Linked DNA regions of Homo sapiens: region 2 is linked to region 1. A link is an interaction called in ENCODE POLR2A ChIA-PET data of the cell type or tissue named here. Cell type or tissue: HepG2. All regions are shown on one strand. Region 1 overlaps SHB (SH2 domain containing adaptor protein B). Region 2 has its middle 4.8 kb from the start of SLC25A51.

Evidence for each region. Peaks named below come from ENCODE experiments on the same cell type or tissue, not always from the same donor. Only the 100,000 strongest peaks of a DNase experiment are listed, where the experiment ranks them.
Region 2: POLR2A ChIA-PET joins it to region 1 with 5 read pairs; 13 of 35 experiments call an interaction of 5 or more read pairs at or near these places.

The regions. Positions count from the first base shown.
Region 1 is chr9:38,058,156-38,060,655 of GRCh38, forward strand. The region is part of intron 1 of SHB (SH2 domain containing adaptor protein B); the gene reads right to left. Among named protein-coding and RNA genes, the nearest start is that of SHB, 9.8 kb to the right of the region's middle. RefSeq lists an enhancer at 739-1,938. In HepG2, no CTCF peak of the experiment used is centred here; a DNase peak (open chromatin) is centred at 1,556; H3K4me3 peaks cover 570 bases.
Region 2 is chr9:37,907,637-37,910,136 of GRCh38, forward strand. It overlaps the pseudogene PAICSP1. Among named protein-coding and RNA genes, the nearest start is that of SLC25A51, 4.8 kb to the left of the region's middle. In HepG2, no CTCF peak of the experiment used is centred here; a DNase peak (open chromatin) is centred at 1,225.

The DNA of each region.
Region 1 (2,500 bases):
GATCCCCTCTGTCTTGGATGCCCCATCCACACCTTCCTCTGGACCCATCTCCCATGAGGCCTCCTCTTCCTGACGGTTTTCCCCATTTCCTCCCACAGACCCAGACAGAGGGCCATCCATTTCTTCCCTGGGATCTCAGGCACCTCCTGACCCCAGAGGGCAGAGAGTGTCCCACTCTGGACCCCTAGGCCTCAGCTGCTGAATCTACTGCATCAGTGGCTGCTCGGGGCCAAAACCCTGCAGCCATCCTGGCTCTTCTCCCTCATCTCTGCCAGGAAATCCTGAGGCCCAATTTCACCACACGCTGGAATCTGCCCCTCTTCTCATCACCTGCTGTCAAAGCCCTGCTTTCAGTGGTCTGCCTGCTGGTGCCCTCTCTGCTCTAGAATCTCCAGAGCCACCCTTTAAAAACCCAAGTCAGATGCGTGGCTGGCTTCTCTGCTCAGAACCCTCTGCTGCCCCCATCTCATGCAGGGTTAGCGAGGAAGGCCTCTTCAATGCTTGTGAGTTCCGACATCCTCTGCCCCACACCTCTCAGCCCTCAGCTGCCTTCATACCTCCTCCTCACCTGCTCCGCTCAGTCATATAGATCTCTGCATTGCTCCCTGAACCACCGAGGCATGCTACTGCCTCAGGCTTCTGCACTGTTCTTCTTCCCTCTGCCTGGAATGCCGTCCTTGGAGAGCGGGGTGGTTCATGCCATCACAACTCTTAGCAAGGCCCTCTCTGAGCACCCACATAAAAAGCATCCCACCCCAAATTCACGTTTGCCATCGCCTCTTTATTCCTCTTTACTTTCCTCCACAGTCCCCACCCCTGACGTAACTGTATTTACTTGACTCCTGTCATGAGAGAGCAAGCTCAGGGGAGCATAGACTCTTATCTGCTTTGTTCATGGCTCTATTCCCAGCACCTAAACAGAACAATCCCCAACACACAGCAGGCTCTCAACAGTGTCTACTGAATGAATGAATGAATGAATGAGAAGAAAGGACTTGGCATGGGCTCTCACAGCCCCCTGGGAACTCTGGGTCCAGCCTGTAAGTCAAGGCCCGGCAGTGGGCCAGGGAATTCGCTTCCCCCACCCACCCACCCACCTGTCGAGTCACTCTCCCCTCCTCGGCCGTGGGAAGCCCCTTTCTGACCAGGAGTATTACGTGTTGCTTGGAAAACACTGGGCCTGAGTCACTCAGTGGGGCTCTAATTCTCTCTCCATCCCCTGGACCCACCTCCAAGATCCTTCCTTTACAGCATAATGGGAAATCCAGAGACAGCTCCCCTTGGAGAAACTGGAAAGGAACTGAATGATTTAGAGGAAAATTCAGTTCTTCCTGCCTCGGGAGTTAGGAAAGCTCAAACTCTCAGGAAGTTAGTGCCGCTGAAAGTGAAACATTAATAGAAATATTACTGGAAAATACCAAACAGGAAGAGAAGGAAAATTCCATTGTGGAAGCAAGGTCCTCTGTCGATGCTCCTTAATGGTCTCAGCAAAGTGTTTCAGAATCAAAACACGGGAAGAAGCGGAAATCAATCAGGCTGTCACCCTTCCTGTAGACTCCAGATTCGGCCACGCCACCTCCACACCACCCCGGCACAAAGGGCACTGGCCTCAACACAAGGTCAACACACACAGCAGGTACTGGCCACCAGCTCTGCCTCTGCTGTGAGGCAGGGAAGAATGCACTCCTCCCCATGAGCCTCTGTTTCTCCATCTGCAAAGGGGAGATTACAGCCCATTCCTCGCAGAGTGGCTCTGAGAAGCAAACAAATTACCGGTGTGAAAGTGCCCTTTAAGCTGTGGAATACTTACATAAATGTTGGAATCAGTCACTTCTACCATGCCAACAGAGGGGACATTTTACAAAGAGTAAGTCTAGCCACAAATAAGGCAGAGATGATAAAGCAAATTCAGGCATGGGATTGTGCAGCTTGAGGTAGTATGGCACAGTGGTTACAAACAGATGCTAGATCTGGCTTCACATCTCATCTCTGCCACTTACTGGCTGTCTGACTTTATTATTATTATTATTATTTTTTGAGATAGTGTCTCGCTTTGGTGCCCAGGCTGGAGTGCAGTGGCCTGATCTCGGCTCACTACAACCTCTGCCTCCCGGGTTCAAGCAATTCTCCCACCTCAGCCTCCCAAGTAGCTGGGATTACAGACATGTGCCAACACGCCGAGCTAATTTTTGTATTTTTAATAGAGACAGTGTTTCACCATGTTGGCCAGGCTGGTCTCCAACTCCCGACCTTAGGTGATCCACCTTGGCCTCCCAATGTGCTGGGATTACAGGAAGTGCTGGGATTACAGGCATGAACCACCGACCTGACTTTAGACAAGTGACTTAACCTGTCTGTGCCTTGGTTTCCTCATATGTAAAAATGAAAATAGAAGTAGCAGTAGTAGTAGCTACCTCAAAGGACTGTAGTGAGGAGTAAAGTTACATACAAAGCACACAGAACTGCACCTAGCTCAGAGTATGTATAATAAAAGTATTAG
Region 2 (2,500 bases), 150 kb before region 1:
GCCCCAGTAAACCAGGATTGGTATTTAACAAGTTCACCAGGTGTGCTGTGTGCACATTACAGATTGAAAAGCATTGACCTAGATTCTAGGTCCTAGAGGTCTGGTTAAAAAATAGATCTGTCTCATGTCTGTAATCCCAGAACTTTGGGAGGCTGAGGCAGGAGGATCACTTGAGTTTGAGACCAGCCTGGGCAACACAGTGAGACCCTGTCTATAAACAATAAAATAATTAGCCAGGCGTGGTGGCACACATCTGTAGTCCCAGCTACCTGGGAGGCTGAGGCAGGAGGATTGCTTAAGTCTGGGAGGTTGAGGCTGCAGTGAGCTGTGATCATACCACTGCACTCCAGCCTGGGAGACAGAGTTAGACCCTAACTCAAAAAAACCCAACATATATATATATATATATGATATATATACACACACACACACATATGATATATACACACACATATATGATAGATATATACACACATGATATATACACACATATGATATATATACACACATGATGTATACACACATACGATATATACACAAATATGATATATATGATATATATATATAATCAGTTCCAAGACAGACTAAATTAGAATCCCCAGGAGAGAGGCCAGTTGGCCTGTGTATATTTAACGCTAGCCCTGGCTGATTCTTCTCAGGCAATTTTGGGAAATTATAGCTTTAAATTGACATCCTGACCCATTATAGTGACCTGTGGTTTGAAACACAGGGTCCTACAGGGCTCAGGAATGTGTAAGTGAATGAGCCTGTAGCTCAGAGGGGAAACAGTCCTAAGGAAAATTATCAGCATTGCTTGAGAGCCGCACATACCAAGTGCTCTGAGTGTTGATAGGAGAGGGAAGTTGTACCAGCTGCAATCAGGGAAGGCTACTTGGGAAAGGTGATCTGTAAAGGAAAGCTAGGATTCAAATAAGGTGGGTTCCAGAAAAAACATGGGATGAGAAAAAGCGTATAAGAAGGAAGACACCAGGTGGCTTTTTCCCTATCATCATTTCGGTACCCCGGCTTTTTCTCCCAGCACACCAGCAGGCAAAGTTTATGCCCCCTGATAAGTCCCAGAGCTCAGAAAGATTGGTGACCTCTGGGTAAGGTCAGGGACACCTTACTTGTTGTCTGAGTGACACATACTTGTGAAATACAAATACATTTTTACCTACCAAGGGCCAAGTCAATGAAACAAGAAGCAGTTGCACAATACTGTGTGGGTTTCCCAAGCAGCCACACGATATGTCATTTCCTCAGATTTTCACATACTTTGTGTCCTCAAAGAAGTCCCATGACCTATCTGAGCTATGTACCCAGTAAGAGGTGAGGCTGGGACTCTGCCACTCCTATTGTTTTGGGGGATGGAGCTAGCCACAAATGCGCAGTGTGATAGTTGATGCTTTCCTTTTTCCTGGCACTTGTTCAAAGGCCCAGATGGATGGTGAGCTGCAGGGCGGTGGGCAGCCTGGCCTTGACCCCAGGGGAGTATCTCCTGAGCTCCCTCATCATAAGACACCCATGGGGAACTTGTGAAAAATATCGGCTTCCAGGGCTGACCCAAGACCTCCTGAATAAAAATCTCCAAGCAGAGGTCCTAGGAATTTGTATTTTTATAAGAACCATGTGTAAACCTTAGGTGAGGCTAGTTGGGAAACACTGAACTCAATGTAGCATGCTGCAAGGTCAGAATACTTGGGTTTGCATCCTTGATCCACCACTTCCTAGTGATGTCACTGGATAGCCCCACACCAGCCTCAATATCTCCATCTACAGGATGAGGGTCCTTCCTGGTGACCATGTTCCAAGACCCTGAGGGAGGTTCCCCATGATGGCAGATCCAGTGCGATGGAAGCTCATCCTCCTTCCGGTATAGAGGGGGCAGTGGTGCTCAGGGACACAAAATGCCACCCTTCTCTCTTGTCCTTGGGGCAGAAGGGACCATGCAATTTCTCTCTAGATCCCATTCACCTCTGGGCTATGACCTCCCCCTGGGCCTCCACCACTGAATCCAACTTCTGCTTTTCCTAGCATCGCTTCACCTTTCTGAACCTCAGTTTTTCTTTTCTGATATATTTTGTTTACTTCTTTTGTTTATTTTTTATTTTTATTTTATTTTTTGAGACGGAGTCTCGCTCTGTTGCCCAGGCTGGAGTACAGTGGCGAAATCCCTGCCCACTGCAACCTCCACCTCCTGGGTTCAAGCACTTCTCCTGCCTCAGTCTCCCAAGTAACTGGGACTATAGGCACCTGCCACCATGCCTGGCTAATTTTTGTATTTTTAGTAGAGAGGGGGGTTTCACCACGTTGGCCAGGCTGGTCTTGAACTCCTGACCTCAAGTGATCCGCCCGCCTTGGCCTCCCAAAATACTGGGATTACAGACGTGAGCCACCATGCCCGGCCTGTTTATTTTGAGACAGGGCCTCCCTGTGTTGCCCAAGCTGAAGTGCAGTGGCAAGATCTCAGTTCACTGCAGTCTCCACTTCCTGGGCTCAA